3 separate regions of the Homo sapiens genome follow, and regions 2 and 3 are each linked to region 1. The links are chromatin loops, found by intact Hi-C in ENCODE. Cell type or tissue: mammary epithelial cell. All regions are shown on one strand.

Region 1 (5,000 bases):
GTTTTGTGTGGGAGAGCCTAGCATATAAAATGTTAATAACATAGACCCACTATTTCAGTGCTGAAATGTTGCTTATCCACAATGCTAGATGTGTGATCTTTTTCTTTCCTTCTTTCCCTGCCAGCCTGGGAGCTCCCCCAGGGTGAAGACCCCTGCCTCTGGTACACCACCATCTACCCAAGGCCTGGTGGACCACATGGCATGCAGTAGGTGCTCACTAAATACTGGCTTTGTGGCTGAGGGAATGTGTGCACCCTCAGCAGAGGGCTAGCCACAAAACAGGTGCTCAGGAAGTGTTCAATTCATCAGTCCATCCAGGAGCAGTGTGATAAGCACACTCTCCCTGTAAGACCCTCTGCAACCCAAGCCCATCCCTCCAAAAGAAGAGCTCAAGCATGGCTCTGGCCACAGTCAAAGCTGGCCCTCTCCATGTTCCTGCTCCTCCTGGCACCTCCCAGCCCCTGCACTGCTGAAAGGAAGCCCTTGGGAGCAACAGCCTGGTGTCAGATCTTCTCTCTGCCTCTCTCTATGTGTGACCCTGAGCAACTGCTTTACCCTCTAACAAGTTTCTCAGCTATAAAATGGGAATAAAAATACCTAACAGAGAGTCAGTGCAAGGCCTTCAGCCCAGCGCTTGGCATGCAGTAGGTGCTCAATACCTGGCCACTGCTACTGAGACTGCATCTAGGAAGGAACCGATGCTTGTTGACTAGGCTCTGTATGCCAAGCACCAATCAGGGGCTTTCCTCCTACTGTCATTTCATCCTGCAGCAGCCCTATGACAGAAGCGAAAGTAGGATTGTCCCATTTCACAGATAAGGAAACCAAGACCAAGAGCTTCAGTAACTCAGCAGGCAGGCTAGGAAGCAGCAAAGTCCACCTGCGCTCCATGTGGCCCCCAGCCCATCTGCAGGCCCCAGCCAAGCTCTCCTGTGTGTCTTCCACCCTCCCCTGCTGCCCCTCTGTGTTCCCACACTCTGGCACTCCAAGACCCACACACTCTGGGCACTGCCACTTCCAGCATCTGCCTGGAGAGCTCCAGAGGTAAGACCTGTCTGGAGAGGAGACTCCCTTCCTGTAAGACGCAAACCACCCCCTGCACTGCCTTCCCTGCCCCACCCCACCCCCTAGGCAGTGAGGGTGGCCCAGTCTTCCCCTACAATGCTCAGTTCTCACAATCATCCCCATAAACATCTTTCTAGCCCCCATTCTACAGCGACCACCCTTCAAGGAGACAGCGCCCAATATCACACACAGGACCTGGCACACAGAAGGAGCTCAGCAAACGTTTGATGACTGTGTGGTAAATGAACAGAGTGCCTCCTATGTGTCCCTCATGATGTCCATACCAGAGTGTTCTGGAAACCTAAGCCAGGAAGCAGAGTCTTATCTCCCTGGCCCAGTTTCAAGACCAAACCAGACAGGGCTCTGTATGTCTTAGTTGATTAAAGTGATGAACAGGAAGAAAACACAGGCTGTTTATTGGCTCCACAGAGAATCCCTTTCTCAAAATGCCAGGGACCGGGTACTTTGACACAAATTCAGCAGCAGCATCTTTAATCATTTCAGGGTTAATAAAAAATGTCAATTACATTTGTCATCAGGACTATCCTGGGGGAACAATCCCAGTGCAGACAATCTCTGGCCAAATGACAGCCTGGTATGTTTGTCACACATCCCTCCAGCTGCCTCGCTGACGAATTTATCGAGGTGGTTACCTCCCCCGGCCTGTCCCTTCGTAAATAATCAGAAGTAATATGGATCTCCCAAATAATCCTGACCTGAGAATTGCTGCTCTGGCTCTCCCTAAATAAAAGAAGGGAATAAAAACAGGGAATGAGACTAAATAGACCAGAAGGTGAAGGTTGCCTGGAAGGATGCGTATAGCAGCCAGGGCAGCCTGGGCTCCTTCCACATGGACAAAGCAGGAGCCTGTGTTTTTCTCCCAGTGTCCCTCAGTGCTCAGCACAGCCTCCAGAGAGCTAGCATGCTGAATCATGACGGCCAGCCCCTCCCATGCCCCAAAACCTTGAGGGTCCCATCCTACAGCCCTTTCTATCCGCCTGTAAACAGCCGCTCAGAACAGACTAAGTGGCATGCCTCCACGGGACTCAAAGCCAGGTGTCTGGCGCCACCCCGCTGCCGTGGCCGAAGGGCTCCCTGACTGTGGCTGCCTGTCTGCATTTTGAGAGTAGCTATTTTGCAATCAAAGAATTCCTGCACATTCATTTGCCAGGTGCAAACGCATCCAAGAGGAAAACACTCCCCTGCTATGACTGACACACATAAAGAGAGGAATGGAGTCAGGTTGAAATTGAAAAAGGAAAACGCTGCTTTCCACCCCAGGACTACTCCAAATGTTCTGAAATCCTGAAATGTGCCTAAATGAAGTGTTCTATCTTTATCAGAGAGTGACTCGAAAATGACTATGCTGCTTTTAGGGACGCTCACATGACAGTTTCCCATGTTTGTTTCTTAACAATGGATCCTTTCCTTGACAAGTGGACCTGAACATGCACTGGAAGTCAGGGCCCAGGCTTCCTCCAACTGGAAGTGGGGTTTGGGCAACTCCCTCAGCCTCTGCCACGTCACACGAGAGCGCTGCCAGCTAGTTCACTCCCATCCACTGCAGCATGCTTTACAAATGGGAGGAATTTTTGCTATAAAACCCTCAAACATTCAAGATAACATTTATTATATTGAATGGAGAAAATATGGAGAGTGTGAAAAATATATAACTGTTTCTAGTATTCATTTTAAAGCTATGGCAATTCAAAGAGTTAAGCTGAGCACAATGCCTTGAAGACCACTGTTAGTTTCTCCAACTCACTGTCACATAAAAAGCGTCCACCCCCACATGGCAAGCAGGGGCTGCCCAGCTGTCCTTCCAGAGAGTTCTGTCTCCAAGGAGAAATCCAGGTGACGCTTTTTCAGCAGCCCCACAGGCATTAGGTTTGCAAGTTAACTTTCACAAGACAGGCAAAGGCTCTTATTTTGACGGCTTCCCTCCATCTAGGCAATTTTATCACCTTCATAAACACTAACGGCTCTTGAATACCTGCTGTGGGCGGGCCGTGCTGTACCAGGCTGAACTGCACAACGCCACACAAAATGCCATCAGATGAGTCACCTGTCTGCACTGAATCAGCTCTGTGATGCACAGGAGTCCGGGGGCTGAAGCAACAGCAGCTTCGTCACCGAGGCCAGAGCCATCCACCACGCATTCTGACAAGCAACAGATGCCAAAGGGCAGGGTCCTTCACTTCCTGAGTGCCCACCAAGTGCCAGGTGCCTCACACATGTTGTCTGTGATCCTAACAATAACCCAGGAGGGTATTCTGCCACCAGTCACCAGTGGGTGCAGGGAGGGTCAGAAAGGAGGACTTCACTTGCCCAGGGCATAGAGCTAGGAAGTACCTGGGCAACTGATGCCCAGCCCCACTCCCTACTGCTCCTTGCCTCCATCTGCAGGAGGGTGCCCTAGCCACCAGGGCCAGGCCATTTTTTGTGGGCAGGTGGTCAATTGGCCATGTGCTAAAGGAAGTGCAGACCCCTAGAGGGGTTCTAGAAGGAACTCTGGCCTTGCAGCCAGGCAGTTCTGAGTTCAAATCCCAGCTCTGCCTCTTACCAGCTGTGTGACCCTGAGCATATCACTGTACCTCTCTGAGCCTTACTTTCCTCAGATATACAATAGGGAAAATGTAATGAACCTCACAGGGTGGCTGAGAAGACTAAACAAGATTCAATGAAATAACATGAAAGCCACTCAACCTCTCTCTTCTCCTTAATCAAGTCTGCCTATAATCAGCTTTGGATGAAAAAGCCAGAGAATCAAACCTAACTTCAAATCCCACCTCCCAGGTTTGCCAGCTGAATGATCGTGAGCATGGGGCAAAACCTCCTCTGGCTCAGCTCCCCATAGCCACCTACAGGGCAGTGCAAGGGTTAAGGAGCTGGTGTCTGGCACAGAGTGGGCGTTCAATAAAAGCTCATTCAATTCAATTTGACTTAATTAAAAAACCTTACTCATAGCCTCGAGAATGGCAGGAGCACAGAGGGCTAAAACTACAAACAGAAATCCATTTGAAGCCCATAAATTTTATATCCTGCCAATGAACGCATTTTCTTATTAAGCGACAATATTATAAACCAATTCTGAATTCCTGGCAATGCCTAAGAGTCATATCTTCATTGGGCTGAAAGCTGTTGTCAAATCACAAAGAAATTGAAGGGGTTCTAAAACAACTCATGGAAAGGAATAACTGAAACCAAGTTTACTGAACAAATCAAATTATTTCACTACGTGCCTGTCTTTGCAAATCTTCTCCAAATTACACTTCATTACAAGACTTGGAAATTAGACACCAGCAACAAAATAAGAAAGCCAGAACAGATAAATATTTACATAATCATGAGAATAATAATATTCTCCTGTGCAAATCTACCTACTACTTTGTTTACTCTTATTAACTCAAGTTTAGAAATGGGACAATCATCTGAAACAGGGCCCTGGGGATTTCTTTCCCAGACTCCAACTACTTCTTTCTTTTGCGAAAACAATGGTGTGTCAGGAGAAAAAAGGATGAGAAGGCAAGGACAGAGGGAGGTGCAGTCCTCCTTGAACCCCTTAGCATCCTTGGTGGTCAGCTCAGGGCTCACAGCAGCTGGGCAGATAAATGCTCTGAGCCAGCTCCTGTCTTCTCTTCTTCACTAAGGGGGCGTATAACACCAGTGCTGTGGGTGAACGTAGGGTTGGAGAGGTAGAGGGAGAGAATGGGGGTTAACAGTGGTGGTGACAGTAACATCAGTAGCAGTAACAGTAATACTACTAATACTAATAATACTAGTAATAATACTAATAATAATAATGGCAACCAATGCCCAAGTGTCTGGGTGCTGGACACATGTCATCCCAAATCCCTACAACCACTCTCTGCTTAGAGGTATGTCTCTGCTTCACAGTAAGGAAATCAAGGCTGCCAGAAGTTAAGCAACCCACC
Region 2 (5,000 bases), 460 kb before region 1:
AAAGCGCCGGTCCCTCTTGACTGTCCCCCTCCTCACTTTTCGGGCTCAGAAATGTGGCCCAGGCAGCCCCCTTGTGGCACGTGGGGGCGCCACAGACTCTTGGCTGGTGTCTGAAGAATTCAGACTGTCTGATTCCACCGCACCGTGAGTTGGCACAAATCTTCGGTGGCCCAACTCCTACCCGATGCAGAACTCTGCTCAGCGGCCTCTCTGAGTGGGGGGCACCTCTCCCCTCCCCTCTCCCCGTCCACACCTCTCCCTTCTCCCTCCAGGGAGGAAGCGAAGGAACTCTCCTGTTGAATATTGCTCTGACAAGCAGACAGGTGTCTGGCAAACGTGATTGGGGTGGTGGGGGAAGGGGGGGGCCAGGAGGGTGGTGGGAATGGGGGCTTTTCTCGAAATGACGTTTGGTTTCCATCTCTTATCTCACAGATGGGAAACCGAGGTGCGGGGAGGGCCATAGTCCCTGTCTGTGTCAGAGTCAAGGCTGGAGATCCTCCTCCAAGTCCAGCCTGGGGCATTTCCCTGAGGTGCCGGGGCACCCTTAAGACGTACCCCTCTTCCCCCTCCCACTTGTCCAGCCCCTCCAGATCTGGTTCTCCCCGTCCGGAAGCCCTGGAGGGCCCCTGGATGTTCTCTGTCCTCTCTAACTCACTGTCCACACAAACAAGCCCAGCCCCCTCCGTCTCTATCTGCAATCTACTTGCAGACAGGCAGGGCCCTCTCCACATCAGGTTAATAATGCCATTTTCATAAGCCTCTGCCCATAGGTGCTACCACCTAATTTTGAATCTGCCCTTCAAACGGATTGGGCCACAGAGGAGCTGGGATCTCAAGCACCGCTGGGAGGTGCTTATAACTAATCAATCCGTCCCCTGCCCACCCACACCCCCCCAGCACTCGGCACAGCCTCGCTGAGCAGCCTTCAGCAGCAGGGTGTGGTGGGGAGCCTCGGAGAGTCTGGGGTTCCATCCTGGCCCAGCCTCACACCAGCTGAGAGACGGTGAGTATAGGACTTTGCCTTTCTGTGCCTCAGTTTCCTCATCAATCTAATGGGGCTCATGAGACCAGTGTGCAGGGTTATTGCCCGGGTGAGTTCTTTGCAGACAGCCCAGTTCGGGACTTGGCTCCAAGACGGGGCTCCATAAATCTCCATGCCTGCACCCCCTCTTGATCACCTCAATTTCCAGTGTCTTATTCCCTGTTTGTTTCCCCCACCAGACCGACTGAGCTTCGAGGACAGGAAGCCACCGGCATCACTAAGCCACCGGCATCACTTCATCCCCAGCCTCACGCTTGGGACTGGGCCCGGGGAAGGTAGGTACACTGTGGTGGCTTGGAGAATGAGTGCATGGATGGATGTCTGTCCCATAGTCTATGGGATGCCCGGACCCCGCTGAGTTTCTCCTCCCCAGACCCCTGTCTAAGCTGGCCCTTCAAGGAAGCCGCCGGGAAAAACTGTTCCTTTATGCCTTCATGCTTTACCCCTCGTGCTGTTATATACAATGCAAATTCTCGGTCTATTAAATGCAGATGTGGGCTCTGCATGTCATTTATGCTGCCTGCTGCATCTACTGTGAGTTCCACAGGCCGGGGGCTGCCTCCGGCTGACTTGATTTGTGCGATTAAGCCAGCAGAGGGGACTCTGCCAGGAGAGGTTCCCGTTTGTATTGGGAGCAGGGTCTTGAAAGGCCAGGCTGTTTTCTCTCTTGCGACACTTGTTACATACCTCTCTCTCCCTCCCTGGGTCCCACCGTCTACTCCACAAGCATTTATGAAGTGTCTGATGTGTGCAAGCCTACACTTATCTCATTTAGTCCTCACTTCACGCCAGTGACGGAGAAACTCTCATCTCCATTTCACAGGGGAAAAGCCGAGTCTGAAAAGTAAAGGGAATTGTCTTGCAGCTAGAGAGCAGGGAGTCAAGCCGGTCTGCCTGGCTCGGGAGCCCCCAGCCCTGCTGTGGCTGCCTACTGCTGCTGCTGCTGCTGCTGCTGCTACTGCAGGGCTGACCAGGGCTGGCCGGGAGGCCAGCAGCTCCTGCAGAAAAGGCAGGGGGCTGCATACAGAGCGTTCTCCCTAGCAACTGGAAAAGGGGCCATAGAAAACCCAAGAGGGCTGAGAAGCCGCTCAACAGATAGACATGGAGCAGCTGGCCCCAGGAGGGGAGCACCACGCCCTCCCCTGGGCTTTTAGCAGAACAGCAGGGCAAAGGGCTCTGTCCCAGGTCTAAAAGAACAGAGACAGAGGTGTTAGGACAGGTGTAGAGGCGCCCAATCCTGTTCCCACCATTGGTGGGGGTATTGCCATTCAGCACAGAAAGGAGAGGACTGAAAAGAGAGGGAGCCCACAGCCTGCAGAGATCGGAGGGCAGAGGGGGCAAGGGGGCTGCTGCACAGCCGAGGAGGCAGATGCAAAAGGCAGGGGAGGGCTCAGCAAAGCAGCTCTGCGTGCGAGCCCTGAGCAGGCTGCCTGGGGAGAGAGGGAGCTCCCTGTTACAGGAGGCATCCGAGGGGAGAGAGGCAGGCCAGTGCTTGGCTGAGAAGGCTGCAGCACGGTTTCCTGCCCAGGCTGGCAGCCCACATGTTTAGGCCTTTGAGAAGCTCCCACAGCACCAACTCCTGAGCAGGCAAGCGGGCAAGTGAGCGAGGTGGCCAGAGGGGACCAGGCAGGGGTCAGTATGAGGCCATTTGGCCTCTCCCGAGTAGCTTGCCCTGGGCTAAATGGCAAAGGCACAGAGATGGTTGGCGGGGTGCCTCTGTCCCAATAAGGCAATGAGGGAGAGGAGCAGAGAATGGGGTTGAGTGCCCAGGGCTGGTGGGGGGAGGTGGGGACTGTCCTGCTGCCAACTCCCCTCTTGAGGGCCAGAACACCTAGAGTGGCCAAGCACCTGCCCTGGCTCCTGAGCCCACAGAGGCTGGCCTGTGTCCTCTCTGGGGCAACAGGCTGGCAGAGTGAGTGGAAGGAGCGAGGAGGTCTGGCAGGTTGAGGGGCCCTTTTCTGGAGGCTGAGCAGCAACCACAGATGCAGCCAGCTGCCAGACTGTGACTTACATGTTCAGTGGACTCATGAAAGCTCCTCACACAGTGACAGGGCTGGGGTGCCGGCCTGCTGATGAATGCAGCCCACACGGGAGTCGGGAGCTGCCTCTCCTGGCCCATTCACAGGGGTTCAGTTCCCAGGAACTGTGGGACCTTTATCAGGGGACCTCTGCTAGACAAGGCTCTGTTCTGCAGTTTCCAAAGGAGTTTTCTGCCTTATGCTCCCAGTGCAGGCACTCAGCATGTGTGTGTGCGCGCATGTCTGTGCGTGTGCGTGTGTGCATATGGGGGATGGCTGCGAGGCCAGCCAGGGCTCCTTGTCTGTGAAATGCCCAAGGTCCTCGGGGGCAGAGATGCACCTCCATGGAGCAGAAAAATTTCAAGGAGGGCAGAGTCATTCAAGGATGGAGCCCATCCTCACTGCAGCCTCATTGTCCTGCTCCTGACAACCCAATCTGTCAGCCCTGGGGTCGCCACAGCTGCTCCGACCCGCCGTGGGGGGGCAGCATCGTGTTGCAGGTGGAGTGCGCAGGCTGGTTTGCCTTCCTGGCTAACAGACAGACAGACGGCCCTGGCAGCTCAGTTAGGCACTGCAAGCCCTTCGGGAAAAACTGTTTGTTTCTCGGGAGCCTCTGTTTTTGTTGGTTTTTGTTGGTGCTGTTGTTTTAACCTATTAAAAGGTTGATTTGAAGCTGCAGGTGTGAAAATGTTTGGGAGAGTGACATTTACATGTGTCATTTACATAAACGGGGGAGGGGGCGCGATGCAGGGTGCAGAACAAGAGGCACCCACATGGGAAATTCTGTGAACAGGGATTTCTGGTTCAGGATAGCTGGTGGTGCAGAAAGGGTTCTGAAGGGCTTTGGTGTAGATGTGAAAAGTCACCGACCCAAATCCCTATTTAGAGGCAGACGCCACAGGGCAGCAAGCCCTTTAGCCCCTGCCGGACACGGAGGGAACACTCCCCCTACACTCCTTTTTGCTGTGGTTCCCTTGCCCCGTTGCTTGAGGAAGTTAGGAAATGGGATTCTGGCATGAAGCGCAGGGTTAAATTGCAGAGACCTGGACAGCTCTACATATGGCCGCAGAGAAATAGCCCCAGTATCAGACATGTGCCTGACCAGGCTCACGCTCCCGAGTAAACAAATCAAACATTTCGGAGAGCGGAGCCTTTGTTCACAGCGGCCGAGGAGGTTCCCTTTTGTGTAAAGGGCAACGTGCAAGTCATGCTTCCACTAGGTAAGGCTGTACTAACACACAAAAAGCTCATTTAGCCTGAGCCCAGCCCAGGGAGAATTTTCTGTGAAATTTAGGAGAAGTCAGGTTTGGCCAGAAGTTTTTCCAGGAATTATGAACCTCTGGAGACTGTAACCACTGTTCCTTCCGAGTGACCCTTGCCAAAGTCTGTAAAATATGAGCCTCAAAAAATCTGCCTGTGGAGAAGTCTGACTTTTTATATGTTATTTACATAAAAATAAACTCTCACCAAACTTTTCGGGAAACCCGATTCAAAGTGGTAGGGCAGCCCCTTCCCCGGCCCCCAGGTGTTCAAGAAAGCACACTTTTCCCTGGGAAGATGTCTGGGAGGGAGGCGAGCATCAGCTTTTATTGCCCCTCACACTCTCTCTGGCATTTGTGTTGTCCTCTGTTGGGTCTCCCTGCCCTGAAAGGGAGCAGCTGCCCGTCTCAGGGAGGGGGTTAAGCATTTCATGACGGGGTAAGATGGGGAGAGCTACCGAGTTTTGCTGGGTACTGCGTGTTGGCTACTGTGCTGGATGATTTATTTGCGTTATTTCCTCATTGAGATCTCAATAGCCCTGTGTGAGAGAGATTATGAGTCCTTTTTTTTTTTTTTAATATCAGGAAACCAAGGCACAGAAACACTTGGGGATTTGCCAAGGACACGCAGCTCAAGTCTGTTCTGTAGCTGGGTCTGTGCTCAGGGTGGCTGGCTTCCTG
Region 3 (5,000 bases), 55 kb after region 1:
AGTTACAGTAAGTTGGAGGATTCTGGGTGATTTGTCTTTTCTACACTTTGTTTTATAACTAATCAAGACAGGTACAGGGGAATCAGAAACATGCTTCCTCAGCCTCTCCCTTGTCAGGCACTAGGCTGGATCTTCTCATTTCAGCTCTACAGCAACAACCTTAATTGGTGGCCATTTACCAATTATCCCCATTTTACCAGTGAGGAACTAGGGGATCAGAGAGGCTAAGTGATTTTCCCAAAGTCACACAGCTACCAAGCAGAAGATTTGGCATGGGAGCCAAGGAGTACAACAGTGGTACTGAAGGTTTGCCAATCTAATCAGGTCCCACTCTCACCACACACAAGGGCTTTAGCTAATGCCTGGGTGTAAATCAAAGCCCATCTTTTTCTTTTTTTTTCTGAGATGGAGTCTCGCTCTTTCACCCAGGCTGGAGTGCAGTGGTGCGATCTGGGCTCACTGCAAGCTCCGCCTCCTGGGTTCATGCCATTCTCCTGCCTCAGCCTCCCGAGCAGCTGGGACTACAGCCGCCCACCACCGCGCCCGGCTAATTTTTTGTATTTTTAGTAGAGACGGGGTTTCACCATGTTAGCCAAGATGGTCTCAATCTCCTGACCTCGTGATCCGCCTGCCTCGGCCTCCCAAAGTGCTGGGATTACAGGCATGAGCCACCGCGCCTGGCCTCAAAGCCCATCTTAACTGCATTAAGGCAGCAAAAAAAGACAATATTTATGTATAGCCATATTCACTGTAATACTGATTATTTTTTAAACAAAAGCAGGAAATTATAGGAAACAACATGGAAATGATGGAGCAAAGTATGAAACTTGAGACAGTTATAAAAATATATTTGGGGAAAAGTTTTTAATAAGGTAGAAAAATTCCCCTTACACGTTACAGAAGATTGGGCAGCAGAGGAAGAATTCAAAACTGCACATACTATGCAATAAGCCCAATTATGTAAACAGATAGGAATGTAGGGCCCCCGACCAGGGAGGCCCCTCATGTTAATGAGGCACTGACTTGGGGTTGGGAGTTATCAATGATTTCTGTTTCTCCTTCATACTTCATATTTCCTGCATCATTAAAGTTTTTCACAATAAGCATCTATTACATTCATGGTCAAAAATTAAAAGGTTTTTTTTCAAAGTATTTTAAGGAAGCTTGTTACTGAAAGAATTTCTAGAGCAAATTATTCTGTAAAGCAAATAAACAACATCTAATTCATATATTTTCTTTAAAAACCTTCTGTGTTTCAGAACTGCAGGTTTTCATACAGGTACAGAAGGTCCCTGGTGGGTCTTCTGTCACCCACCCAAAGGTCTTATTCCTTTGGGACTCCCTCTCAGTGCCTGGCAGAGGGTTCTGTACATGGGAGCATTCAATAACGGCTGGTTGTGTTTTTGGTTAACGCAGGCCACGTACATGTTTTCCTTCAAAAAAAGGCATCAAAGTCTGAATTTCTACCTTTACGTGCAGTGGGTGTTCAAACACGTTAAGCCAAAAGAGTTCACTGGGAGATGAAAAGAGTATATAAAAGGGTATCCGTGCTGGGATCACAGCTATGAAAAAAACAAGCACGTTCACAGACAAGGGGAGGAAGGGATCGTCAGGAAAGAGCAGCGGTGCAGAATTATGAGTCATTGTTTTATTTTACTTAATTTCTCTAGCTGTAAATTTTTCAAAACTAATAAAAGCATATTTTACAGCTCACAGAACATTTAGAACATATTAAAATAAGTATCTTTCCACTGTAATGTGTCCAGTTGAAATGTATGAATTCCGAAGCTACGTTTTAAGGATATGAAGGAACTGGCACTCCATGTTCTTTAGATTAATAAGTTGGACTGTGTTGTTTTTCTCCTGATCAGAAAGAAATCATTTTTCAGTAAATGTTACCTTGAATCAAGGATTCTTCCACATTCTAGAAGCTTGGATGAGCTGCTTATATTAAGTCTTACTGTGCACCCTAGTGGCGAATATGATTTATCCACTCAAAAGACAATCCCTTCCCAAAGGCTTGCGATAAAATCCAAAAAATTTGTTTTAATTTTTATCGATCACTTAACATGTACACAATTTTGTGCCAGATGCTGGGGAATATAAAAATGGGTTCTGGCTCAGGAAGCTTAAAGTCTAGTAGGTGAAGCTGATATGCTTCCATGGCTACTTACGTAAAATAAGACATGAGCACAAGTCAAGGAAAGGAGGAAATTCTTGGGGAAAAGCAGGAACTCGAGCACACACTAAGTGCCTGCTATGTGCCAGGCATTGCACTTGGTGATTCACAACTAATATCGTTTACTTTTCACAAAAACCCAGCGAGGCATGTTTAATTCTCTCCACTTTATAGATACTCAAATGAAGGCTCAGAAGTGAGGTAACTTGCCAGAGACCACGCAACCAAGGGGCTGGCCGTAGAGGAAGGACCCAAGCAGGTCTTGTCACCCAGCCCCCAAGCTCTTCCCTCCTTCCTGATCCAGCAGGGGCCCAGAAGACACTGGCAGATTTTAACCAAAAGGCAGGGGGAAAGCACCCTGGGAAGGGTGTACTGCTGCACCCGCCTCTTTGAGCTCATTCCATGCTGCACCCACCATTTCCTCTCCTCCAGGGACTGGGCTGCAGCCAGCCAGGACTCCTGCCTGTGCCCGAGGCCCTATCCCCACTCCAGACCCACCACCCACACCCACACACTGCCTTCCCCAGATCACCAGGTCCCCAAGATCTGCCATGCTGCCCCACCTCTGACACCAAGGAGGGAAAAGAACACCATGTGCCTCCCAGCCAGGCCACGCACAAACCTGGTGGCCCAGCAAGCCTGAGGCCTCAGCCGGGACTTCTGGCCACAGCTCCTGCCTGGCTCCCCGCCGGTTCCCAATCTGTCTTCCCATCCTGGCTCCTCCAGCCCCTGCCATACACTCTTCACACTGAAAAGTTGTTCAAAGTCAATTTGCCCAAAACCAATTTGCCAAATAACCCCATCACTGAAAACTGACAAATATCTTAAAACAGAGAGGGCCCTGGCCCACCATTTGTATCTATGGCTTATAAAAGCCCTAATGTTCACGACACCACAGTAAAAAAAGAGGGTCAGGAGATGCCAACCCTAGCAGCCATGCTGACCCTGGCCCAACCTCATGACAGCAAATGTGCTCTGCCCTGGGAAGGAACCCAGGGTGCACAGTGCAGTGGGTGGGGCTCCCCAGAAGCTGCCTGGCAGCCCAAGGGGCCCATGCCAGTGTCATCACCTGCAGCACACACAGTCTCCTCGGGACAGGCGGGCACAGCTGCGGCGCCTGGCCCCACCCAGGGCAGCCCCACAGACCCGGACCCAGGTCTCTGAATCGCCCAGGAGCAGGGCATTCCTACCACAGTCCCTCAGTCTGAGCCACCCTCACTGCCATTCCAAGCTGGGCCCACTGCGCCCTCTTCTGGTCATGAGGTGTCACAGTTAGTTGGCTGCTCACAGTTTCCCCTCCATGGGGGCAGAAACGTCTCTCCCCCCACGTCCCCAGTGGCACCGTGCCTGGCACATTTGTCTACTCCACAAGGCCAGAAATCAATGCCTCTACTCAGGTGCTCTCTGCTCAAAAACTACCATGGGGATGCTTCTGTTTAGGAAATCTAAATTTCCCAGGCAAAAGTGACCCAAGCTGCCACTCTGCCAGCAGGGCCCAGGGAGCACTTCACGCCACCAGGCGAAGGCCAGTCCCACAGGGCCCCAGGTCTGCCCCTCACCATCAGGAGAGAGAACTCCAGAGGTGAGCGGGCAGGTAAAAGAAGGCCTCAACAGGAAGGTGAGCACAGGGAGGACAAGGGCCACCACTTGAACTCCAGGGCCAGTCAGACACTGCCCAGGCCCACCAGCAACCCTCCAGATGGGCTTCCCATCCTCCAGCCCTTGCAGCGCAGACTTGGGAAGGAGAGCAGAGAAGCCCCGGGGCCACAGGATCAATCCCAGCATGCTGTGATCCACGCCAGGGATGCCAGAAGCCTCCGCGCACACTTCACAGCCCCCGGAATGGCAGGAAAAGCACCAAAGACCTAAGTGGAAAATCCTGGAACTCCAGGCTGAAGAGAGAATATGACGTTCTCTCCCACAGGACTCTGAGTCTTGCTAGAAAAGAGCACAGACAAGCCACTTCAGGACTCCAGTTCGCCACTTAAAAATGCCACCCATCAATTCAGCTCATTTCAAAGACATCTCTATACTTGGAGCTTCCTTTCTTCACTTAAGAAAATGTTTCCGAGGGAGAAAAGCTCAAAATGTAATTTGCAAGAGAAAAGATGTAGGAAAGTTGGTTCCAGAACTCTGAGGAAACAAGGGCAAGGGAACCACCATTTACTGAGCGCCTATGAGGTACCTGGCTCTGTGCAAGGCACTTTTTCAGCATTTTTCTCACATGAGCACATGACCCAGGTATGATTTTGCCCTTTTACAAATGAGACACTAGACTCCACAGGAAGGCAGCCGGCCAGTGGTCGACCAGCTAGCTACTCTGCAGCAAAGCTGGATGTGAAGCCAGGTCCCTTGAAGTTATTTCCTTTCCAAGAGCTTTCTGTTCAGCTAGCATTTAGTTGGCACCCGCTACATATCAGGTGCTTTGCTAGCTGCGAGGAGAGAGAGGAGGGATGCAGTGCACAGCTCGAAGGGCTGGAGACAGGTCCCAGGTGGGCACAACGACCTATCACACTGTACCTCCATACTGGGGGACTACATTACTATCACTTCAGTAGCCTGTAAAATAAATAAGACAATGCAAAAAAGAGTTTCCATGTAAAACCAGAAGTCCCCAGAAGGGCACGTGCAACCTTCCCTGACCTTGCTTCCCCAGCCTCAAGTCCCTCACCCACACATGCTTGAAGCCAGCTCCCAGGCCCTCATGCTTGGAGCCAACACATACACAGGGCTCCTGCAGCCAAGCACGCCCTTCTGCCCCCATCCCCAAGCGAACCTTCCCCTTCCTCAGGAGGCCTTCACTGAGCCCTGCCGGGCTGGG

What was found. Peaks named below come from ENCODE experiments on the same cell type or tissue, not always from the same donor. Only the 100,000 strongest peaks of a DNase experiment are listed, where the experiment ranks them.
Region 2: it touches region 1 in a loop (8-fold over the local background); 3 of 110 quality-filtered maps call a loop at or near these places.
Region 3: it touches region 1 in a loop (7-fold over the local background); 5 of 110 quality-filtered maps call a loop at or near these places.

The regions. Positions count from the first base shown.
Region 1 is chr14:100,437,503-100,442,502 of GRCh38, reverse strand. The region is part of intron 2 of WDR25 (WD repeat domain 25); the gene reads right to left. Among named protein-coding and RNA genes, the nearest start is that of WDR25, 64 kb to the right of the region's middle. RefSeq lists a silencer at 1,257-1,551 and an enhancer at 2,724-3,923. In mammary epithelial cell, a CTCF peak has its summit at 2,142; DNase peaks (open chromatin) are centred at 2,182 and 3,112; H3K27ac peaks cover 2,400 bases.
Region 2 is chr14:100,899,608-100,904,607 of GRCh38, reverse strand. It overlaps RTL1 (retrotransposon Gag like 1), which reads left to right and starts at 886. Exons shown (of 4, transcript NM_001134888.3): 1 at 886-1,003; 2 at 1,222-1,317. All of the region lies in intron 5 of MEG8 (maternally expressed 8, small nucleolar RNA host gene), which reads right to left. In mammary epithelial cell, CTCF peaks have their summits at 81 (motif pointing left), 2,194 and 3,549; no DNase peak of the experiment used is centred here.
Region 3 is chr14:100,382,295-100,387,294 of GRCh38, reverse strand. The region is part of intron 2 of WDR25 (WD repeat domain 25); the gene reads right to left. Among named protein-coding and RNA genes, the nearest start is that of WDR25, 8.3 kb to the right of the region's middle. RefSeq lists enhancers at 3,795-4,304, 4,531-5,000. In mammary epithelial cell, CTCF peaks have their summits at 1,968 (motif pointing left) and 3,437 (motif pointing left); no DNase peak of the experiment used is centred here.